3 separate regions of the Mus musculus genome follow, and all the other regions are linked to region 2. Evidence: chromatin loops called from intact Hi-C (ENCODE). Cell type or tissue: heart. All regions are shown on one strand. Region 1 holds the start of 4930405A21Rik (RIKEN cDNA 4930405A21 gene). Region 2 holds the start of Soga1 (suppressor of glucose, autophagy associated 1). Region 3 overlaps Rab5if (RAB5 interacting factor).

Region 1 (8,000 bases), 360 kb before region 2:
GGAGCTCCTAAGGCAGTGGGCACCTAGCAGAACCAACTGCTCTGACACGGCGGGGGCGGGGCATGTAGCTGCCCACCCACTACTCGAAGCTTCCCAGCTCCGTTGTGAGCACTGCCTTCCTCCCTCCTCCTTTCTGACCCAGTTTCCACATTCCAGAAATAGCTCTGGCAGGTGACTGGCAGGCGGGTCAGCGGTGGCTCAGCTGCCACTTGTACACGCCCCTCCCCAGCCAGAGGACACCTGGGAGGGGGCACGAGGGCCGGGATATGACCCTTTGGTCTGCCTCTCATCCTGCCTCTCCTTTCTTTATGCTCCTGAGAGGAAGCAAAAACAGTGACAAGGCTCCCTGCCGTCTCTTCCCTCAGCTCCCCCACTCCAATCATCGCCTTCTGTTTCTCCCAAAGCCCTCTGTCTCTCTTCCTTTCCCCAGTTTTGGGCTTTCCCCTCCTCCCTTCTGTGTCTCTCCCACTCCCTCTGAATCACACCACACAGATTCAGAAGCTGAGATATCACACAGGGACCTCAGCAAGTGGCGTGGGGGTGGGGGGAACTACTGTGTGGCACCCTGGTCCTACCAATTACATTCTCTATATCTTCAATTGTGATATGGTCACACAAGAGCTTGTGTGTGCGCGTGTACACACACACACACACACACACACAGATACATACACTTAGGGTCATTCTCCACCCATATTGGAAGCTCCAGGCTGAGTTGGACAAGTTCCAGTCCAGAAAACATTCCAGCTCCTGCTCAGAGGCCCAGGGTACTTTCTTCAGTGCTGTTGTGGCACTGAAGAGGTACGTGTCCCTCCCTGGGCCTCATATTGGTTATCTAGATCTTGGTTGTGACCAATGGTCTTTATCTGTGACCATCCAAGTCACAGGCTGCTTTCCCCCTCTTTTTGTCCTTTTTCTCATCCCTTAGAACTCATCTGGTTTCTTTCATTCCTTTCCCTGCACGCACACACACAGGAAGGGAGTCTGACAAAATCCCTTGTTCTGGTCTCCCAAACCTGGTCCACCCTAATCTCTGGTTATCACACTGCAGATTCCTGTCAGCTCAGCCCATCCAATCCCCAGAGTGTCGGGGCAAACATCCTGTAATTTGAGTGTCATTTCTTACCCCTGAAGCTAAGGTTTGAGATTTAATCTAAGTTAAAGTAGAGTAAGTGCATCACTGCCAATTAGTGATGTCTGCTATGGCCAGAATTACACATACCTGCCATTCCTGACTTAACCTAGTCACACACACACACACACACACACACACACACACACACACACACAATCACAGCAGCGGGTGGGATGGTTCACAAAGCCACTACAGCCTAGAGGAAGTGTCACAGTCAAGGTTATTCAGAAAATAGGTCAAGGAGATGTTTCTCAGAGCCTTGGGTTCTTCATTGTCCTGTGGGGTTAGGAAGGAAGCCACACAAGGACTTGACAAAGAACAGAGAATCATCTGGCAGTGGGAACAAGATGATTAGAGGCTGTCATACTGGTCAGGCAGGGGACACTGGTCCTCTCCGGGCCATAGGGTCAGAGGGAGTAGGATTCAGGAGGCCTTTCTTGGACAACTGCCAGCATTTCCTACTGCTGAAACAGGCACCTCTGCTCAGAGCACTGGGCACAAGGCAGGCTTCCTCCTTACATTCCGCCATGTCCCCGTCCCAGATTGTCCTAGTGAGGGTTTCTGTTGCTGTGACGACAACACCATGACCAAAAAGCAAGTGTGGGAGGAAAGGGTTTATTTGGCTTCCAGATCACAGACCATCATTGGAGGAAGTCAGGACAGGAACTCGAGCAGGGCTGGAACCCGGAGGCAGGAGCTGGTGCAGAGGCCATGGACCTTGCTGCTTACTGGCTGGCTTCCCCTGGTTTGCTCAGCCTGCTTTCTTATAGAACCCAGGACCACCATGAACTGGGCCCTCCCCGACTGATCACTAATTGGGGAAATGCCTTATAGCTGGATCTCATGGAGGCATTTCCTCACCTGAGGCTCCTTCCTCTCTGATGACTCTAGCTTGTGTCAAGTTGACACACAAAAGCAGGAATGCACAGCTTTTCACTGTTCAAATTTTCTTTTCTTTCTTTCCTTCTTTCTTTCTTTCTTTTTTTTTTTTTTTTTTTGGTTTTTCGAGACAGGGTTTCTCTGTATAGTCCTGGCTGTCCTGGCACTCACTCTGTAGACCAGGCTGGCCTCGAACTCAGAAATCCGCCTACCTCTGCCTCCCAAGTGCTGGGATTAAAGGCGTGCACCACCACGCCCGGCTTCAAGTTTTCAAGGGATTTACCAAAATGGTGACCCAAAGGGGAAACCAGCTGCCAGTCTATCTGGAAAGGACCCTTTACCCTCTCCTAGAAGCCCAGGCTCATGCAGGAGGGTCTGAGGCCTATGTGCCAGTGTTACACCTCAGGCCTGGGTCAGCCAACTGCTCCTCTATGCTAGCCTGACTTGGGCAAGGACTCAGTCAGTCACAAAATCGTCCCCATACACACCTTACAGGACCTGAGGCGGGGGGCTGGGAGGGGGGTGACCAACAGAGAAGGGTGCTGACATTCCTCTAGGACCAAGGTCTCAGACTTGGTGAAGTCCAAATTGAAGCTGCCAGTGAGTTAGTTCTTCTGTTCAAGAGAGTGAGCTGGATCAAAGGGTCAAAGACTTGCTGGTGAAAATTCTGTCTCTGCCTGGTTTCTCTCCAGGGGATACTCAGCACTGGGGAATCCCAAAGAGAAAGGGGGACTTGCCCAAGGTTATGCAAGAAGTGTTACTGAATCGAAAGGACACAGCAACACATGAGGTGTCATAGCCATTCAAGAATTTACTTTGTATTTTCACCTAAAGCAAATGAAACTGAATAGCATGGTGTAGCCAACTCCTGCTTTTAGAGTGCTTAGCACAGTGCTGGCATCAAGTAAGTTTGTTGCTTTTGCCATTATTGTGTCTTAATGCAAAAGGTAGACTGGAAACAGTGTTACCTTCTTCATTTCCCACAGTCCTCTGTCAGATCCCAGTACAGAAAGCAGGCAACCAGCGGGCTTGCCAGGCAGCAAAGATCTGTGCTTGGCAGAACCTTCTGTAAATGGACTGTCAGTCTGTGGGCGGGGAGGGGGCTCACTCGGTTGTCACATTTTACAGAGGCACAGAAAGGTTAAGCATCTAACCTAAGGTCACACAAGTGGGATACTGAACCCGTCCTTAGGACCCTTGGGAGCACAGCAAGGGATGAGGCAAAGAGGCAACTAGAAACTGCGCGGCTGAGTAGCTAGGACCCGCGTGCGGGACAGAAAGCCCACGGTGGGCTCTCTCCTCAGCCTCAGTTTCCCTACCTACAGCGAGGCGTCGCCACCAGGGTGAGCCCGCAGGGACGGACGGCCACTCCAACTCCCGTACAGACCACGCATTGCGTTCCAGCTGGAACCGGTTTGGCGGGGCGGTTCGAGAGGGCGGAGCCCCTCACTCGGGCATGCGCGAGTTGGCGCGGGCGCGCACTCCCTTTCAAGACCGGCCGGCCAGGGCGTGGGCCGCGCGGTACGCGTGCGCGCTTGCGCTGTGTCCCGCTTGCGCGCGCCCCCTGGCGGCCCCGGAATCCCGGGCGACGCGCGCGCGGCTGACGCGAGGGGCGGGGCCGGCGCGGGGCTTTAACCCGGAGGCCCCGCCTCTCGGGCGTACAAAACCGGAGCCTCGGGCCGGGCCGCGTGAGGGAGGAGGGTGAGTGCCCGCCGCTGGCCGCAGCTGCCGCCAGTCCATCCGTCACTCCGTCCGTCTGTCCGACCCACGTCGTCGCCGCCGCCGCCGCCGCCTCCTCAGCCCGGACGCCCGGGGCCCGCCCAGCGCCACCCGGAGCAGCCGCGGCCCCGCGAGGAGACGGGCGCCGCCTCCGCCCGGCCCTGCCCTGCCCCGTCTTCCCGTCTGTCCGTCTGTCCGTCCGCCCGCTCGCCCGCGCTTCCGTCCTTCTGTCGGGCCACTGGCCCTCGGGCCCGTGTCTCCGCTGAGCCCGCTTTGTCTCTCCCTAGCTCGCTGTCTCTTTGTCTCTGCTCTCGCGCTCTCGGCCCCTCCCTCGCTCCAGGATCTCGGGTCCCCTCTCCCAGCGCTCCTCTCCTCTCTTACAGCCACGGGTTCTGGCACCCCCATTCTTCTGGACTCCCTAGATCTTTTGGGGCCTCTCCTTCAGAACACACTCCACTCCCCCAGGCCTTTCCTGAGCTTACCACACATCTTGAGGGTCCTTCTTGATGCATGTGCCCCTGATTTCCTGGGGGTTATCTCCACCTAGTCCGCATTTCCCGGAGGGTTTCCCACTTCTCCGGAGCCTCCCATAGCTATCAGAACCTTTTACATCCCTTAGTGGTCTCCTTGAACCCCCAGTGTCTCCCCAGCTCCCTAACTTAAGAACCTCTGCCTTTCCTGGATTTGTCCGCTGTCGCTGTCACTGTCTCTCCTTGTTCTCCGAGCGTCCCACTTCTCTGGACCCGGTCCCCCCCACCCCCCTTGCTCTCCCTGCTTCTTTCACGCGTCTGTGTCGGTGGTCTCATTGCTGTCTCTAACGCCTGCCTCAGCCTTCTCTGCCCGGGGCTCTTGCTCCTTTGCTTCTCTGCCCGATCCCCTGTCGCCCCTTTTCTCTGCTCCTTGTCACTCCCTCTCCCTTTTCTGTCTCTGCCGGGTCTCTGGGTCTCTGACCCCCATCCGGCCCTCATGGCTTTGTGTCTGGAGCTCTTGAAGCAATGTGAGTGGTGGGGTGTCCGGGTCGGGCCGGGCGGAGTCATCCCGCAGGCTGGCCGCGGCAGAGGCTCCATGGGGTTGGCGCTGGGGCAGGGGCTGGCGCTGGGGTAATGAGGCTGTGGGGCCTCTGGACCAGGGGAACAAGGATGGTGGGGCCAGGCTGTCTGGCGAGGGGGTTGGGGGGAAAGGGCCTTCCTGCCCTGAGGCTTCTGCTTGAGTTGCTTAAGTGTGTGGAGTGCGCCCTGGGCTGGGTATCCCTGCTGGTTTGGCCCTGCATGGCCTGGCACTTTGTGATCGCTTGTGGGCAGGCCTGGGCTATTTTGGAGCCGACAGCAGGATGTGATATCACTTGGGCGTTTATTTAGACCCAGCTGGGGGTGGGGGCTGCGTTCTTGCCAACTTGAGTAATGAAATTTTGCAGGGGGTGTGGCTTCTTAGACAGCTGGGCTATATGGTTGTGGTCAGAACTTTTCAAGCTACCCTGAGTGGGCAGGTGAACAGAGGTCTGTAAAACTTGGTCTTACTGAGACCAGGATGAATCGGAGAGGAATCGCCCTTACAATGATACTCTTGATTATTGTATCTGGCTGTCTTAGACTCTGAAATCTTGATTAGACCAGCTCTAAAAAGTTTGACTTTGCCTGTGACCCTTGCACTTAAGTCTCAGGTGTTCCATCTGTAAAAGGGATGGTGAATGGGGGTAGTGGTACCAAGGGGTGTCATGAAGATCAAGTGAGGCATATGCTTTGTAAACTGTCAACCTGCCTTTTGAGAGTCCCAGAGAGAAAGCTTCCCTGAGAGGGTACAGAGCAGGTGCCCAGGACTCGTCCACTCCCATCTGGTTAAGAAGTGTGCCCACCTCTCCAGAATCCCCAGTGCCATCTTGCTTCTCCTCGGTGTGTGAAAATAAGTTGGTATGCCCAGAGAGGTGCTTGTGCTGGGGAACGTTTGAATTTTCTGTGTGCCATTTATTATTTAAGGTTGGACCCTGCTAGTGGTGCCTGAAAACAAAGTCAGCCAGCATGTGGTGAGCCACGGCTGCTTTTCTCTGCGTGGAGCACAAAGGTCCTAGTTGAAAGGTTCTGCTGAGAGCTGGGGTCTGCTATCAAGGGCTCTAGGATGTTCTAGAACTTTGGAACAGGGAGTGAGACTAGATATCATAGTCCCTGCATCTTACAGTTAAGGTGAAAGTCAAGAAAAGCCAGGAGGGGGCTGGAGAAATGGCTCAGCCGTTAAGAGCACTGACTGCTCTTCTGAAGGTCCTGAGTTCAAATCCCAGAAACCACATGGTGGCTCACAACCATCCTTAATGAGATCTGACGCCCTCTTCTGGTGTGTCTGAAGACAGCTACAGTGTACTTAGATTTAATAATGAATAAATCTTTAGGCCAGAGTGAGTGGGACCGACCGGAGTGGGCAACCTTTGTTCCCAGCAACCACATTAAGGCTCACAACCATCAGTACAGCTACAGTGTACTCATATACATTAAATAAATCTTTTTTTATGTATAAAAGAAAAAAAGAAGAGCCTTGTTCCCAGCAACCACGTTAAGGCTCACAACCATCAGTACAGCTACAGTGTACTCATATACATAAAATAAATAAATCTTTTTTTATATATATAAAAGAAAAAAAAAAAAAAGAAGAGCCAGGAGGGCCTGTCTCATGGCCATGTCTTAAGTCACTGCCTTGCTGGTACTACCTGCCCCTGGTGTGTAAAATCAGTCTCTGTGTGTGCCTTGTGATAGGCACAATCCATGGAGACTGCATTGGGAAGGTAAAAGGGCTTGTTACCTGACCCAGAAGTGGAGGAGTCAGGACTCTAGTCCCTATATCTCAGGCAGTGACTGTCCCTTTATTGTCATCTTTCTAACTTAAATTGGAATAAAAAGTCTTATCCTAGGACTGATTCTTTAAAAAAAAAAAATAGTCTTTTTATTTTTTAAGTTGCAAGGCAAAATGCCAAGGTTTTGTCCCCAGTTCTGGTGCTCAACTGCCATGTGACTTCAGACAGCTGGTCTCCTGGTGGAGCTCTGCTTTTCCCTCTGAAGAATGGGGGTGTTGAATATATCTATGTCTTGGGTCTTTGTAGCTGACATTTGAGATTCTCGGGCCACCTGTGCATTCCTGTGCCCTACCATTTAAAAGTATGCCTGATCAGAGTAAGGAGCAGTAATGTGCTGAGTGCTGTCAGCTGTATACTCAGGACAGCTGGGGGCTTTTATGGGAGAGGGCCTGTGTGGGCTGGGAAGGCTTCCAGGAAGAGACAGTATTTGAGCTGAGTCAGCATACCAGACATGATCAGGCTTGTATACAGGTGCAGAATATTGTGGGTTTTAAAGCTATTCATACTTGGTTCTGATCAGTCTTGTCATTCAATGCCTGTGCTTTCCTCATCTGGACTCTGAAAAATCATTTATACCATAGGATTGTGGAGACAATTAAATAAGATTATGTACATATAAATAAAAACCTGTACACAGTAGGCCCTTAATAAATGTGAGCTTTTCCCTCCTCATAATATCTGGTCAGATTTTTCTTTGTGGGAACAAGACAGCGCCAGCCTCTTCCCTCACCCTTGTGGTTGGGGTTCAAGTAATGAGATGTAGGAATGTACCCCAACTGTATGTAAGCAGTAGTAATAGAAGTGGTGTCTCCAGGGCCTTTGGGGGCATCAAGTAATTCACCATCATTTTCCTGACCATTGCACCTCACAACAGTCAGAAGCCATTGAGGTTCTTCCGATTTCAGTTAACTGTAAGATGCAGGGGCCTGCAGAGGGACATGCACCTACTCTGGGTCTGGCAGCATGGCAGTGTCTGGGCATCCTCAGGCCTCTGCTTCCTTTGCCCACAGCATTACTTCAAAGGTTGCGGCTTCTGCCTGGTAGCCTGTCACTCAGTGCCTGTTCTGGCACCTGTTCTGGTTGGGTTTGTTTGACATTTCCCCAGCCTCTGAGCTCATCTCACATTTAAAGGCTTGAGGTGGGGCGGGAACTTGAGTCATCACCTTCCCTGGCTTTTCATCCAGAGTAGCAACCAGACACTCCCTGAGGGCCACTGCCTGATGGAGATGCCACATGCCCAAATGTTTTCCTCCCAGAAGCTCCGGTGGACTTGGGAAACTGTCTCCTGGCTCTTGGCAGAAGGTTGCAGTGGTGTCTCTGAATCGCCACTCCCCAGAGCTCCACACGAGAAGCTCCTGCCTAGTTAAGCCGATACATGTGTCTTGCTGTCCCCTCTGTGGTACAAACCGCTACTCCCTGAGGTTGTCT
Region 2 (8,000 bases):
CAGCCCTGGCTGCCTGGAGCAGGTCGCCTTCCTGCTCTGGCTAAGCCAGCCCCTGGCACTGTGACAACATAACACCTCCAGTAAGAAGCTGCCCTGTAGGTGTACAGTCCACACTCCCAGGGCTTTTACTGTATCTCCGTGAGGGCAGACACTGTGGAAAACAGCCCTGCAGAGCAGTGTGGGTACTGCCTGAATGCATGCAGCAAGAGTTGGCATGGCTCCCTTCCTCACTCGCCCAACTTTCTTCAGTCTAGAATGTTTTTCTTGCAGCTCCTCATTTGGCTGTCTACATCATCTCCCAACTCCTGGCCTCCATGAGTCCTCTGCCCCACCTCCACAAAGCTCACCCTTATCACCAGGCGCATTGTGTTTTGTTGTGACTATTGTTTAACTCTTGGTGTCACAGAGGCTCTCCCTAGTTCACTCATACTCCAAAATCTGCTCTAAGCAAACAGTGACTGACTGGATGGATGGATGGATGGATGGCCTCGAGGTAAGGAGGAAGACCCCAGCCTGATCCCATAGAATCCACAAAAGAATGTGACAGATGCACAAGGCACCATGCTCTCCATCCTGAGAGCAGCAGGAGATCTCAGCCACCGCATCTGAAGTTTCCTACCGTGCCAAATGCTCTAGCTACGTGCACATTTAATCTTTAAGGATGATCTGTGTGTACTTATTCAAGTCTTAAGATGAGAAAACTCAGGTCCAAACATGGTAAGTAATGTGCCCAAGATTACACAGCCAGGAAGCTACAGATCCAACAGGGGCCTGAAGCTTTCGCCCAAAAACTCAACTGAATGGTTGGCAGAAAGTGAGGCTCAGTCTGGCCCTGGAACTGGAACTCAACCCAGTCTTGGTCTCTAGGAGAACCTGGACTCGACCCCCAGCCTCCTGGGACCACTTTCCCATCTACATACTCATGGGTAGCTTCAGATGGAGTTAGGGACTCTGTCTGACCACTTCCTGGGAGCACAGGAAAGGGCCCGGGATCTGGGCAGGAAGAAACCAAACCAAGAACTGTGAGTTGTGCTCATCTGGTGCTCGGGTCCAGGTCTGGAGTAGCTCAGGCTGGGAATTCAGGAAGCCACGAGGAGCATCTCGGAAGACTGACTCCATCCTCAGGGCCTGCACTCTAACCACTGACTTCAGAAGACTTCGCCCTCTAACTGAACCCCAGCTCCCAAATGTCAACAGTGAGTAACACCTTTGTGAAGACTTACACTCCCATTTAACTGAAAAAAAAAAAAAATGGAGGCCTGGTTTGGGGAAGGCCCAGGCTACAAACAGGTGGTAAATAATCCTTTGTCAGATAGACCTGTGTCCTCTAGTGTACAGGAGTTTCCTGAGAACATGCTGGATAGAGGACCCAAAGGAAAGCAAGAGGGACACCCCAACATCCTAAGGAAGACTCCCCCGACAGTAGAAGCAAGAGGCAGTTAAGTGCCACAGGGCAGACATGTCATTAGAGTGCTGTCAACTCAATGGCTCCTGGCCAGGGCACTCTGGGTGTTGTGCCAGGCCATCAACTGTCAAGTGCAGACAATACTGTAGCCTCTTCCAGCAGCGGCAGTGCAGCCCGTGAAGATCCCAGCTTCCCACACCAAGGTCAAGAAGCCAGGGCAGGACTGTCCCCATAGCTGCCACCATGTCAAAGAAGAGGCAGCCAGAGCATGGGCTGCACCTAGGTGCCCAGTCACCGACGATTGCTTCTCCCAGACAGCTCTCCAGGCCCACACACAGAGGGAATACCCCTAACCAGCAGGACAGTTTCCCTCTTCCCACAGGGAGCACGGGCCAAGTCTGCCCAAACCTCTCTCAGAGGGGACAGAAGACAATATCCTGGGATTGAGGAAGTGGCCTCTGAACCAGTTCTCCCACGACATCATCCTCCCAGGCTGTGGGACCGTTAGACTGGGCGGAAGTGGACTCGAGCCAAGGGGATGTTCCCAGATGTCACGCTTTCAAACTGGATCCGCCCCAAAAGGCAGGCGAGGACAGGCCTGCCGGGGAAGCCCTGGGTAAGGACTTAGGATGGTGTTCTGCCTCTCCTTGCCAGGGGATAGCACGGTTTCCCTGGCAGCCTAACACACGGACATTGGTTCCAGAACAGAGAGCCGAGAAAGCCTGCTGATCTGGGACCGGGGTCCTGGGCAGGTTAGAGGGGGGGAAGGTCAGCCTTGGCTGACTATCCCCACTCACCCATCAGAACGTGTCCTCTAAAACAGTTTTACCGCGGGTGGGAAAGTGCACATTGGGGTCCTTTACTCGGTGTCTTATCCATAATCCTCCTCACCGGAAAAGTGGGAAGAGAAGGTGGGGCACTCTCCCTGCTTGGTCAGCGCCCTGGACTCTTGAGCCCGGATGACCAGTCCTCTCCCGCCCCTGCGCCTCCCCCATCCCCCCCAGGTCCCCACCTTGAGATAGTCGTTCTCGGAACGCAGCTCTTCCAGCTCCCGCACCAAGCCTCCGGGCCCACAGTCCAGCATCTCCTCGGTGAGGTCGGAGAAGGCTAGCGAGGCGCTGAGTGGCAAGCGGCTGCTGCCCACCGACGATGCGGCCACCGACGGCTCATCCGGGGAGGCGGGAGGCCGCGGAGGCTGCTGCCCCGACTGCGCTGGCTGGGGCGGCTGCCCGGTGCGGGTCCCCGCCGGGCCGCCCGCCGCAGACTCGGCGTCGCTGCTCAGCGCCAGCTCCAGGCCCAACTGGCGCGCCTCCTCCGACGCGCAGTCCGACACCTCGGAGCTACTGTCCGTGAGGCTGGGCGGCGGCGGCGGCGGGCGGGGCCCGGTACCGGGACGAGGGCGACCCTTGGCGCGGACCCCCGTGCGCACCCCGGCCACCCGAGGCCCCGTGCCTCGGGTACCAGGAGCCACCGCGCGCCCCTTCTTGTCGGGCCTCGCCGAGGACGCGGTGCCACAGGCTGTAGCGGAGCCCGGGCCTGTGCCGCGGCGGCCTTTGGCCAGAGACCAGCCGGCCACGTCCTTGGGCCGGGCTGGTGATGGCGCGCGGTGGCTTTTCTTCCTCTCCGCGGCGGGCGCGGGCGCAGGCGGGGGGCCGTAGCCCCGCGCCGATGACTCTCCCGCTGGCGTCTCCATCGCGGCCTCCCCGGGTCTCAGCGAGCGGCGCGCATGGCCCGGGAGTGGCCGGCTTGGGTGTCCCTGCGGCGGGTCTCGGATGCGCTCCCGCCGCTCAGGCCGCGACTGCGCTCCGGTCTCCTGCGTCCGGGGGCTGCGCTCGGGCCCTGCCCCGCGCCGCGCGGCCTCTCCGCCACTCGGTGCTCTCAGCGCGCGGCCCGATCTCCTCCAGGCGCCGCGACTCCGACTCCGGCTCCGCCCGGTGCCCGCCCCCTCCGCCTCGCCGCGCCCCCGGAGTGCGCCCGGACCCCGACTGCAGCCTGCTCGGCGATCGCCGCCTCGGACTCCCAGTCCGGCTGAGGCCAGGGCCCCGGCTCCGCCCGGCGCGGCCCGCCCCCCACGCAGCCCCGCCAGCTCCCCGCCCCGCCGCCTCGGCTCGGGGGCGCGCGGCTCGGCGAACAAAAGGCGGACGCGGCGGGAGCAGCGGGGAGGGACGCGAGCGGGGAGCGAGGGAGGGATCCGCGAGGCAACAGCGACCCCCTCGAGGGTCAGGCGGGCCCGGGCAGCCGCGGCCTCGGCTCGCTCCCGCCGCTCCGGGCCGCCGGCCGCTCCTCTGCGGGCTGGGGGATCACACCCGGCCGAGGAGCCTGGAAGCCCGGCGTCGCCGTAGGGGCCTCGTGGACGACAGGAGAGACTATTCCCTGGCAGAGGCCCCGCGGACCTCAAAGGGCCGGAGCCAGCATCCATGCACACCCAGCACCGCGCCGCGCGCCCCTTGTGGGTGCTGAGCCTGCGCGAACTCCGCCCCCTTTAACTGGGCATGACAAACGACCCCATCCTATAGAACCTTAAACTGAACACGACCTGGCACGCGGTCGGTTCTTGGTCTGAGAAGGAAGCAGGATGGATCCTACAGAGTATGCTGGACTCCTTTTGCCTCGTCTATCTGTCCGCTGCCATTGGAACCGTGGCGTTCCGCGTGCATCTTGGATCTTGCACACCCTAGTTGCCTATGAACCCGGGCATAGTCTTGTCTCCCCGACCCCAATTTCATGGTCTTTGCGATTAACTTCAGGCTGTGCCTTGAGGATGCCAGACCGTTAGGTGCTTAGGGGGCAGGTTCTAGGCCGGTTAGGGGCTGGCATGGGACTGTGACCCTGAATACCAACAGGGTCAGATTGACTCCACCACAGACTCCAAGGCCCCAGTATTGGTGGGCATGGTTTCTTTCCTCTTGAGCTATTCAGGCTATCAGAGTTAATTTCTCAGAATCCCTTACACCTTCCTCACCTCTGCCCTCTCCACACTGTGCCTAAACCATAGTAAGTTCTTTGGCCCTGGGAAGGCACTCATCAGCATGGTAGCTGCCCAGTCTCTTGCCACCCAGAAGGTAGCTCGTACACACACACACACACACACACACACACACACACACTATGCAGCCTCTTTTTCTTCCTTTAGACCCTTCTCGGTCTTTCTCTCCCCTTCTCTTTTCCCCCTTCTTTTCCATGGGTTCCTCGTCCTCCTCTTCTTCCCTCATCTTTACTTTGGCTCCTCCCCTTTCTCCTAACCTGACCTACATCATGGCCAACTAGTTCAAGGTCTACTCCTTTTTCTTTTATTGACCCACCATCCACCTCGAAGTACAAGCAGGTCTGCCTAGCACCTGGGAACCCTGAGGACCCTGGGGAGTCCTCCTACACCCAAGCCGCGGAGTCCAGTCCTAGCCTGCTCTAATGGGTCCATTACAAGTTCATTATCGTGATTGTCCCTGCTCTTAAGGGGCTCATTGAAGTGATACAGAGAGAATGTGCAGTTCTTGAAACTTGTTGCTTCCTATAGAACATGGGTTTTTGCAGTGTGAGGGCATATGCATGAGACCATCCTCAGCTGGGTAGGCACTAATGCAGACCATGCTCCATATTTCAACAAAGAATCTTAGAATTCTCCCCCCACACCTCTCTCTCAAGATGGTGTCTCATTTTATTGCCAGGCTGGCCTTGAATTCATGGGCTTAAGCTTTCCAAACAGCTGGGAGTACAAAAGTCTGTCAACTCTTGTCTCAGAAGGATTAAGGAACTTTTTTTTGGCTTTTCGAGACAGGGTTTCTCTGTGTAGCCCTGGCTGTCCTGAAACTCACTCTGTAGTCCAGACTGGCCTCGAACTCAGAAATCCACCTGCCTCTGCCTCCCGAGTGCTGGGATTAAAGGCTTGCGCCACCACCGCCCAGCAGGATTAAGGAATTTATGTCTGGTTGCATTCTCCAAAAAGAAGCACATGATATATATTCCAATTGTTGTTGTAGTAGTAGTAGTAGTAGTAGTAGTAGTAGTAGTAGTAGTAGTAGTAGTAATGTGTGCATGTCACACATGCATACACACACACACAAGTGCACACATGCCACAGTGCACATAAAAGGTCAGAGGACAACTTTTAGGAGTTGCTGTCACCCATCGGATCGCTAGCTCTTCTCATAGCCATCCTGGCACTGCCAACAGCCTCAGGGTCTGCTTCCTGCCCTCCAGCCTGGGCAGAAGACCTCTGTGGCATGGCATGGCATGGCATCTGGCAAGCCCTCACTCACAAGCTTTCTCTGTTGCTCCCTCTCTCCATCCGTGGAATCCGGTCACCACATGAAAAGTACGGTTAGGTCTCATGGGGTGGTCCCGTAAAGTCCGTCCAGCCAACTCTAGCTCTAGTCCCCACTGGCTACCGGACCTTACAGAAGCTTCCCTGACAGCCTGGAGCCACCACCAGTGAGGAGTAGAGAAGTGAATTCTCTCACCAGCCCTGCCACCTAAACTGTAGAACAACTCTCTGAAGGCACCAGGGTTTGCCTGCCCCAATTTTTTTTTTTTTCACACAGTAGTGGGTTACTGGAATGCACAGCCAAAGTCAGACATCCGGTCAAGGAGGAAGCCTTCGATGGTGGCTTTAGTGGCGGGGATGGTGACCCAAATGGAAGACCAGCTTCTGCTTTCCCATCAAGCTACCAAACTGACCAACAGGATGGAAACCAAGTAGAAACTAACTCACTAAAGTGAAGATTGTTTTCATCATACAAATCATGAAAGAAATAAGCCACTGGCTGGTAAATGGAACCCATGTGAACGGGGTTATTGGGGAACCCTCTCGAGGAAGTGACCTGTATGCTGAGTTAGCCAAAGGGCCTGGGAAGAGAATCTGGGGCAGACTGAAGAGCAAGGGCAATGTCCCTGGAGGAGGAGAGAGTGTGACAGATGTTCAGGGAGGGGTGATTAGTGTGGCTGGAAACCCCTGGGAGATAAAGGAACGGAAAGCACGGATTGGATTGTTCCCAGTGCAGTGACAAACACTGGAACCTCTAAGCAGGGAGTCACAGCATCTAATTTACATCCGGAAGTAGATCTCTCTCGGCTGACAAGAACAGCTTAGGGGTTGAGGAACATGACTGTGGGGGCTAAGCGGGCTCTGATGCATCTAGAAGCCATAGAAAAAGGATACATTCTGCTTTAAAGAGCCAGACACTGTTGGCCGGAAGCGAGGACTCGAGTGAGTGATGTCAAGTTCATCTCCTGTCACCTGCTTTAGAGACAGAGCAGTGACAGAACAGCCACTGTTTGCTTCAGCAGGAAGGACAGGCTTGGAGGTATGGAAGGGTAAGAGAGCCTCAGTTCATAGAGGACTGGGTCAGTTTGAAGCATCCGTGGAGATGTCCAAAGAGAGACCCAGAGGGAGGATGTCAGGCAGGTGCCATAACTACCTGAGTTCAGAGGATAGCAGGATGGCCCAGTAAGCACAGGTATGTCCCCTTCTGGTCATTTTCTCTTGGTTATTTTCAACTTGTGTTGCTGAAATCATACAGAATTGTAGATTCCGTGCTTAGTAGAGCAGAGGAAACACTCCCCACACATTCCTAAACCCTTTGCAAAAAGCCTCCATTTTCATACTTGAAAGTAATCCTTGGTGTGAGTATTTCACCGGCACTCACCTTTCCCCTCCAGTAGATACATTGTTTCCTGACCGCTAGGTAGAGTGGATACATCGTTTCCTGACTGTGCTAGACACAGTGGATACATTGTTTCCTGACTGCGCTAGGCTAAGTCGCATTGATGTCAACCTCTAGAAACGAAGGAGAGATGGCTCAGCAGTTAAGAGCATGTGTTCCTTATGGAGAGGACCCAGGTTCAGTTCTCTATACCCACTTGGTGACTCACAACCAACCATCTGTAACTCTAGTTCCAAGGGATCTGATACCTCTTCTGATCTGCTGGGCATCAGGAACACCTGTGGTATAGGTAGAGACAAGCATGCAAAATGCTCATACACATAGGATAACCCCCTACCCCCAAATCTGAGGCAACACAGTGAATGCTAGGTCACCCATGAGGATATAGAGAAACCCTCTCTCAAGAAATTAAACACCAGGGATATAGCTCAATTGTAGGATGCTTGCTTAGCGTGCTAAGGTCCTGGGTTCCATTCTTAGCACCATACACAACAAAAGTCATTCCTGGGGTGACGGTGGCCTTCTGAAGGGGACCATGAACAGTCTGGTGGCAGAGAAAGGTGAAGAGAGCTGCATGGCAGAGGAGGGCTGCTAGGCCCCTGGCCCCTGGATTCCAACGGTGGCATCTCTGAAGGGGCTGTCACCTGACAAGGGGGTGTTCCTGTCAAATCACATACCAAATCTTCAGGACATGAGGACACAGAACAGGACAGCGAGGCAAACCTCACTGGTCTCTCAGAGTGCTTGGTGGTCAGTTATTAAATGTAGGGGAAGGGGGCTGGAGAGATGGCTCAGTGGTTAAGAGCACTGACTGCTCTTCTGGAGGTCCTAAGTTCAAATCCCAGCAACCACATGGTGGCTTACAACCATCTGTAAGAAGACCTGATTCCCTCTTCTGGTGTCTGAGGACAGCTACAGTGTACTTACATATAATA
Region 3 (8,000 bases), 210 kb before region 2:
TTCTTCCTCATCCTCCAAATACAAGAATGACCTGGAACTATTTTTTGTTTCCACCTCATACTGGGTTTACCTGCTGTATGACTCTTCCTCATTTATTCAGTAGTGATTTGAATACACAATTAGGATGAGGTCCTTCTAGGGCTTCCTCACCCCTGCCTCTAACCTCACTTACCATAAAGTTAAGCCTTTCTTTCTGTGATGGCTGTCTGCATTGGATATTACTCCTGAAAGGAAGGAAGTGCCTGTGTCAGCCTTTTCCTTGTCACCCCATCACTCACTCCACGGTCCTCCACATCAGCTCATTATCACTGTGGGCTAATCTGGTTTGGTTTTTCCAAATACACACACACACCCATGACAGGGTTTCTCTGTGTAGCCTTCACTGCCCTAGAACTCACTTTGTAGATCAGGCCAGTCTCGAACTCACAAAGATCAGAATGCCTCTGGGATTAAAGGCATGTAGGACCACTGCCCAGCTTTTTTTAAATAATTGTTTTGTATGTACATAACATCTATTTGCACACCTGATGCCATGGAATTACAGTAATATATAGTGGAGAGCTATCGTGTGGTTGTAGGGAATTGAACTCAGGACCTCTGAAAGAGCAGCCAGTGCTCTTAACTGCTGAGCCATCTCTCCAGCCCCTTTTTGTTCTTAAAGACAGTTCTTATTCTAGCCCAGACTGGCCTTGAAATTCCAGCAGTCCTTCTTGCCTCAACCTCCCAAGTATTGGATTGCAGGCACGGGTTGACCCATCTCCAGAGCTAGCTTATTATCTAAGCTTTCGAGTATCAGTCTCTAGCTAGAACGAGTAAGTCAGCCTGTCCAAAATAAAGGTCCTTTGGGGGATGGGAGGTGGCCAGATGCCAAGATTTCTGGCAGAAGATGAGGGTGTGGCTACAGTATAATCAAAAGCCTCGTTTCTTTGAAATCCAAGAACAGTTGCACTCAACAAAATGCCTTTGTCTCCTCTTACCTCTTCAGCCACGTGCTCATCTCCAAGACACATTTGCTCCCCACTCCTGTTCCTTCCGTTCATGAGAAAGCCATTATATTACTGTCCACAAGCCAAACGGTGAAGCCTGTACCCCAGTCCTCTCACCTGCAATAGGATACAGTGATCCCACCGATCACCCGTGCACTGAGTGCTTCCTTGCAGCAGTCTGAGCTCCACTCCTTGGAAACAATCTGCATCATCCCACACACACGTGCGCACTCCTCCCATCCTCTCTATCCATTGTGTTCAGTTTCTGATCAGCTCAATACATCCTGGGGTCAGACGGATGGGCTTCATCAATCATCAGTTTCGACTCCATTCCCATTGCTGTTATTAGCCCCTAATAGATGATAAACTGGAGCCAAGGGTATCTGGTTTACCTCGTCACTGAGTAACAAGCTATTCATAAATGGCCTTCTCTTGGGAATTAATGCAGAGAGCAAACAATGTTTTTACTTGCTTTACTAGGCCATAAAGCAATTAAATATGTCTGTCCCCTGACCGTCCTTCAACAGGAGCTGTGTTGAGGCTTATGGCTGGTGTAGGTCTTATTTAGGGTGGCACGACAGCCATGCTGATTTCTTCGAGGAGGCTGAGAGAAATTGTGTGCTTTACATTGGAGAATGAGTGAGTGTGGTGGTGGTGTGCTCCTTTAATCCCAGCACTCAGGAGGCAGAGGCAGGAGACCTCTTGTGAGCTTAAGGTTAGCTGATCTACATAGTGAGACCCTATCTCCAAAAAAAAAAGTGTAGATTGGAGAATTGGGGCAGTGCTAGGAATGGAACTCAAAGTTGAGTGTGTCTAGAGCACTAGACAAGTGTTCTGCCATTGCGTTGAGACCCCTGCCCGGTGCTTTAAATGGTTTTTGTTGTTGTTGTTGCTTTGGTTTGGTTTTTTTTTTGAGACAGGGTTTCTCTGTGTAGCCCTGGCTGTCCTGGAACTCACTTTGTAGACCAGGCTGGCCTCGAACTCAGAAATCCGTATGCCTCTGCCTCCCGAGTGCTGGGATCAAAGGCGTGCGCCACCATGCCCGGCTGCTTTAAATGTTTTATTTCACGCTTGTGACTAAGAGTAGTTGTTCCTTCCTTAAATCTCCAGCTTAGTTGGGTAGGCAGCTCCACTTAAGGTCTAGACATTTGAATTATTTCCTTCACTTCTCCAAACCTAATAACTATCAGAGGCCCCCTGTTGGTGTGTGTGTGTGTGTGTGTATGTCTGTCTGTCTATGAGGAAGCTGAGGCCCCTCTGGATAGACTTACCCAGACACTCATGATGAAGTAAACAGATTGAGCCTGTCTTCCTAAGATTGGAACTTTTGTCTGGGAGTCATCCCCTGCCTGGGCAGGGCAGGGCAGGGTAGGGAGATACCACCCATAGACGAAGAATAAACTGGAACATGGGTGTGAGGGGAGAGCCTGCGGCCTCAGAGCTTACGGTTTGTGTTTGGTGTTGATTCCCCTCACTCCAGATTCTGCCTGATCAATGCAGGAGTTCTGTATCTCTACTTCAGTAACTACCTACAAATCGACGAGGAAGAATATGGGGGCACGTGGGAGCTCACCAAAGAAGGCTTTATGACATCATTTGCCTTGTTCATGGTATGTGTGGCTGGTAGTTCTACAACACCTTCTGTTTATTTAATGAGATGCCAGGTTGCTCAGAGAAAACACTCATTGACTTATTAATTTGAGTTCAGACTGAGGTACATAGAAAGACCTTATCCTCAAAAGAAAGAAAAAAAAGCCAAGAATTTAGATATGTGTATATGAAATATATCCAGGGGAAAGCAGCGGCTCCCACGGCTGTAATCTGAAGTGTAAAGTGTCTGCTATGCATACAGTGAAATGATGATTGTCTGCTCCTGAGCATAGGTGAGCCTTGAAAACATTATGCCAAGTGGAAGACTCTACGGCTACATGGTCCCCTTAGTAAAATACAGAATACACAGGGCCAGAGACAGAAAGTAGGTTAGTGGTTGCCAGTACCTGAAGCTCCGGAGAGAGGTGGCAAGTGACCGTGGGAACAGACTTTTTCTTTGATGTTTTGAGATTAATGATAATTATCCTTTATGAACATCCTAAAGACCTCAGATTTATACATTGCTGCCTTCATGTGGGGGAGGAGCCTGTGTTGATCCAGGTGACGATATGAATATTGCTTGTGTCTCCCGTAGGTCATTTGGATCATCTTTTACACTGCCATCCACTATGACTGATGGCATTTGCTCCCGTGTCTTCTGTCCAGTCCGAAGGACCCTTTTACTACAGCACAGGTACATGCCAATTGGGGCACTCCTGCCGCGTGGAACCGGGAAGACCCACGTCTCCTGAACTTAGAATCAACGTGTTGGACATCAGTATTTTCCGCAAGGGTTGTGAAACTTTTCAAAGAACCATCCGCCTTTGGGGAAGCATTTCTGAATTTGTCCATTGTCAACTGTTTTTCCTTGGATACCATCATGTAACAGCTGTTTGCCGAGTGGAGCTGCTGTTGAATTTGATGCGCCTCTGGATCCGGATGAAACATTGTCTTCCTTGGTTCTCCGTCAGGTGTACAGTTTTTAAACCATCACTGCATCTCAAGTCTTCTGAAAACACCATGTGTGTGGTCCATGGTACAATACAAGCAGCCATCTAATAAGTCTCCATTGTAGGATGTTTTCAGAAACTTGAATAAACAAATCTTTAACTGAAAGTGTGTTGGCATGCCTGGTAAACTAAAGCCTTGCTTACCTACTGACCTTACCCTCTGAACCTAGGAGTAGGGTTTAGCAGAGCCCCTGCTCTCTTCCCTCCTCCCTCTCCTCCCACAGCAGCAGTAGCAGCCAGACTCTTTCTCTTTTGGCTGGAGTTGGTATTGGCATTTCAGAGAGGGTCCACCACCTGATGTCCTGACTCAGTACTGAGATAGGTGACTGGGCTAGATGTGAGATTTAAACGGTGTCATTTTGTGTTTGACCACCAGGTGGCAAAACGGGGGTATGGGGAGGACCTGGCTGTTTGAACACTGAAGTTGGCTGAAAGGACTTGATGGGAGATCATGGGAAGATCTGGATTGTCAGTCTTCCTCGTGCGTGGGAGTTAGGTGGGGTCTACTGCGGTAAAGCCATCCAGTGTTCCTCTTGTCAATGCTTTCTGAGCCATCCTACCATCTGAGATGTGTTTGCATTCTGGAAAAGACTTGTGAGCGTTCCCAATATTTTTTCTCTCCATGGTAGTGATGCTCTCTCTGTCTTTTAGTAGGGCTGAGTAGCTGCTGTACTGGACATTTCTCTCAGGAAGTGACTTATCAGACCTCAGAAGTATTTTATTCTCTGTAGAGGCCAGCCCTGCTTTGAACTGCACTGCACATGGACTAGAAGTAGTAGGTAGGGGTGAGGCCTTAGGAGATACATGACTTATCAGAAAGCCCAGGTGAGGCCCCGAGTGTCTGTGCCCCACCCCAGCCGTCTCTGTTCTCCCAGCCTTGCCTCCTGGAGCTTTGTCAGGGTCAGCGGAGTTGGAGCTCTCGGTGCCACAGTCTTGGTTCCCTTTCTCTTTGTGCTCCAGGGCTAAGCATCATCCAAGGGGTCCTCAGCCAGGCTGATGTAGGAACTGAGGGACTCTCGGAGCCCCTCACTGAGCAGAGATGCCTCCCCACTCGCAGGTGCTTCCAGAAACAGGAGGCTGCTGTGGATGGGGGACAGCGGGTGAAGGAGTCACTTCCCCTGTGCTTGCCACACAGTTCATTGCCTCAGAATAGCACCATGTCACTGACAAACTCAGGCTCCTCATTTCTTACTGATCTTACTCCATCTTACCTCCCTATGCAGGACTGTGATCACCCACCCAGCCTAACCTACATCCTACCTGGCTCCCCTGAGGTCCATGCCTCCCTTTCCCAACTCTGCCTTGTCCTCTACACTGCTTCAGCCTGGCTGCACTCTAGAAGTGTCCCTGAATGTGACAGCCCCATTGTGGGTTGTGAGTCTATTTCTTATTCTGCCTTTATGTTTCAAATATTCTTACCGGTCCAGCTTTTTCCAATTTAGTGATGATGTTGGCACAGTCACAGGTGGAGGTGTATCTTTGCCAGGTAGTGGCCCAAGCTTCTGCAGGACACACGGCTCCCTGAGGGGACAGCAGATGCCATCTGCTAGCTCTGTGGAAGAGATCCAAACCTGTGATATGGTACCTGCCCCAGGAGTTTTCTGTGCTTGGCATATTGAGGGCATGGTTGCCAAAAAGTAATAGGAAGTGAAGTCTCAAGTGATGGGTCTCATAAAGGCAGACAGGTGGTAAAGGTCAACTGGACAAAGTTATGGGGTACTTAATTCTGTGTAAAACTGAGAAGCAAGTAGGGAGAGGTCAGCCTGGGACCCATCGTACCTACTGTATAGAACCACCTTGTAGGAAACCCCAAGTCAACTTTCTCAAGAGGTGTCCCCCTACACACACACACACACACACACATACTTTTTTTCTTTCCTCAAGACAGGTTTTCTCTCTAGCCCTGGCTGTCCTGGAACTCACTCTGTAGGCCAGACTAGCCTGGAACTCAGATCTGCCTGCCTCCACCCGCTGTGTGCTGGGATTAAAGGTGTGCACCACCACTGCCAATAAGGTTTTCCCCTTTGTCTCCTTGACATCAGAAATGCTAGCTAAGGATTGCATTGCACCCAGGAAGAGCACAGTCTGGTTCCTGTGGGAAGAACTCAGCTTCTGTGCACATTAATTTAGAATCACCGTTGCCTGTGAGATTCTGGCCAGGCTCATGGTTGGCCTGTAGTTCTTTGTCATCATGGGATGGAGGCAGCTCCCACTCACATCTTAGCACAAGGGCTGCATAAGGATCGATAGCAGAAGTGCCTCCTCTGTATAGCTCCAGCAGGTCAAGCCTCTAAGGGCACAACTGACTATCTCCTAGGCCCCTCATCCAGTCTGCAGTGGAGGCAAAATGTAAGCCATACATACCAGAGTAATGCTCCACCAAGGCGTGGAGTGAGGGGAAGGTGAGGCGAGGTGAGATGTACAGCCAGCCATTGTCAAGACGCTGTATCCTGTAGTGTCTGATCCGGTCCCAAGATGCAGGGCGGCTGAGTCGGACGGACAGGGAATAGCAGCCTAAGGAGGAAAGGGTCCAGGGTGGGTCCAGGTAGAGACTCAGCCCTGCCGAGGTTGGAAGAAGGAACAAACAATAGCCACAGCCCAGTCTTCAGGGGGATGCTGGGGTCAAAGGCAGGATAAAGACTATTAGTTGTAATAGGATTCTGTGGTCCTCAGGATGGGTGAGCATTAAATATCGGCTGTATGGATAAAGACTCAGGTGGCACAGGGTTGGAATGAGAAAGTAAGTAGATGTCACCATGGCCAGAGAGAAAGTCACTCTGGAAAGTTTGGTGTTAACGGTGCTCTTCTTCATAGATACCATGCTCACAAACAGCCTGTTTGGGCCACTAGTACAGTAAAGTTCAGAGGTTGGTACCTCAGCGGTAAAGTGCTGGCCTAGTGTGCACACTACTATGTGTTAGGAAATCCCCACGACCTCACACAAAGACCAGAGCATCCCAATGACTGATCTGAGAACCAGCACTCTATGTAACATCACACAGGATACTAGAACTCAGTGTCAGTTTAGGGTTTGGGCCCTTGAACCACAGAACAAAAATGCAGACTGTCACTTAGTATCTGAAATAGGTCTGACTCTCCAGGACTCCCGACTCCAGCACACACTGGGGTTTCTTGCTCTACTTCACTACAAACGTGCCCTTGTCCAGTGAGGAGCCTCACTGTTTCAGATTCCAGATCCCAAGACACATTCCTGGTCATTTAAACCGGTGTGCAGGCATCCGTGTTATAAGCTTCTCCAAGGCGATTCCAACGTAACAGCTAAGAACTAGTTCTCAGCGTAAGTTCCCCAGGCCAGCAGTGTGAGCGAGGAGCATGCTCAACCCCAGCCTAGGACCCTGTCAGCAAGCTGGGTGTGCAGTATTCCTGTAGGTAATTCTGTTGCATCCCTGGATAGAAACCCTCAGGTCTATAAGCAATGAACGAAAGTGATCTCTTTACCCAGGCTAGGTACATGTGCCCTTCAGCTTAAGCTATGCTGTGGAAAGGGAGCCGGGAGGAGAGGGCAGGCTCATGCTTGGGAGACAGCCATCCTAAAAGGTCAGCAAGGGAAGGGTTTTTATATGTGTAGGCTAGCCAGCCCGAGGGATCCTCCTGTCCCATGTCCTCAGGACTAAGATTACAAGCATACATCACCATGCCAGGCCTTTCACATCTGTGCTGGGGGTTGAACTCAGGACCACATGCTTGCAAAGCAGCTACTTCTCAGACTGAGGCATCCTCTGGCCCCCTCTGCCTTTAATTATTTTATTTTGTAGGTGAGGGCCTTACTCTGAACTTCCGGCTAAGCCTAGATCTCACTGTCAGTCCAAGTTGGCCTTGAATTCCTGGGTGATCCTCCTGTCTCTCTGTCTGAGTGCTAGAGTTAGCGCACCATCACTGCTAGCCTTCTGTCAAGACAGCGTCTCACACAGAACACATATGCCCTGCAGTCTCTATGTAGCTCAAAGTGACTTTGAATTCTTGGTCCTCTGGGCTCTGTCTCCCAAGTGCTGGGTTTCTGGCATGTACCAACTTGCTCTAACTCGGGGTCTTCTGCTTCTGATGTAAGTGGCCTTCTGATTGACTGAGAAGTAGTTGCTTTGCAAGCATGTGGTCCTGAGTTCAAACCCCAGCACAGATGTATGTGAAAGGCCTGGCATGGTGATGTATGCTTGTAATCTTAGTCCTGAGGACACAGGACAGGAGGATCCCTCGGGCTGGCTAGCTGGCAATAGGGACGCTGGTCCCAACTTTTCTGTGTATCCTTCCAAGTCCTTGAAGATCTTTACGGATTCCTCTTGGCCCCTCCCTTACCTAACTCCATGAATTTCCCTTGTACATGCCCCTTCTTACGTCAGAGGGCAGAATGAACAGCACATAGGGTGGTCACTATACTCTGGCACCAGGCCCGAGG

What was found. A loop is a pair of places that touch in the nucleus more often than their neighbours do. Peaks named below come from ENCODE experiments on the same cell type or tissue, not always from the same donor. Only the 100,000 strongest peaks of a DNase experiment are listed, where the experiment ranks them.
Region 1: it touches region 2 in a loop (5-fold over the local background); 2 of 42 quality-filtered maps call a loop at or near these places.
Region 3: a loop joins it to region 2, with 8 times the contacts of the local background. A loop is called at or near these places in 10 of 42 quality-filtered maps.

What each region holds. Positions count from the first base shown.
Region 1 is chr2:156,717,373-156,725,372 of GRCm38, forward strand. The region is part of intron 7 of Dlgap4 (DLG associated protein 4); the gene reads left to right. It overlaps 4930405A21Rik (RIKEN cDNA 4930405A21 gene), which reads right to left and starts at 3,537. Exons shown (of 4, transcript NR_040505.1): 1 at 3,334-3,537. In heart, CTCF peaks have their summits at 3,575 (motif pointing left), 5,007 and 6,079 (motif pointing left); DNase peaks (open chromatin) are centred at 129, 1,689, 3,529, 5,029 and 3 weaker places; H3K4me3 peaks cover 4,989 bases; H3K27ac peaks cover 4,870 bases.
Region 2 is chr2:157,075,812-157,083,811 of GRCm38, forward strand. Soga1 (suppressor of glucose, autophagy associated 1) reads right to left here and starts at 3,454. Exons shown (of 15, transcript NM_001164663.1): 1 at 2,418-3,454. The coding sequence starts at 3,098. It also overlaps a transcript of Tldc2 not described here. In heart, CTCF peaks have their summits at 152 and 3,640; DNase peaks (open chromatin) are centred at 20, 1,940, 3,500, 6,330 and 1 weaker place; H3K4me3 peaks cover 4,475 bases; H3K27ac peaks cover 3,245 bases; H3K27me3 peaks cover 240 bases.
Region 3 is chr2:156,869,872-156,877,871 of GRCm38, forward strand. Rab5if (RAB5 interacting factor) reads left to right here. Exons shown (of 4, transcript NM_026124.3): 3 at 2,467-2,596; 4 at 3,172-3,692. The coding sequence ends at 3,213. Sla2 (Src-like-adaptor 2) reads right to left here. Exons shown (of 8, transcript NM_001356495.1): 6 at 5,951-6,100; 7 at 5,006-5,138; 8 at 4,280-4,666. The coding sequence ends at 4,549. Among named protein-coding and RNA genes, the nearest start is that of Rab5if, 11 kb to the left of the region's middle. In heart, a CTCF peak has its summit at 3,964 (motif pointing right); a DNase peak (open chromatin) is centred at 850.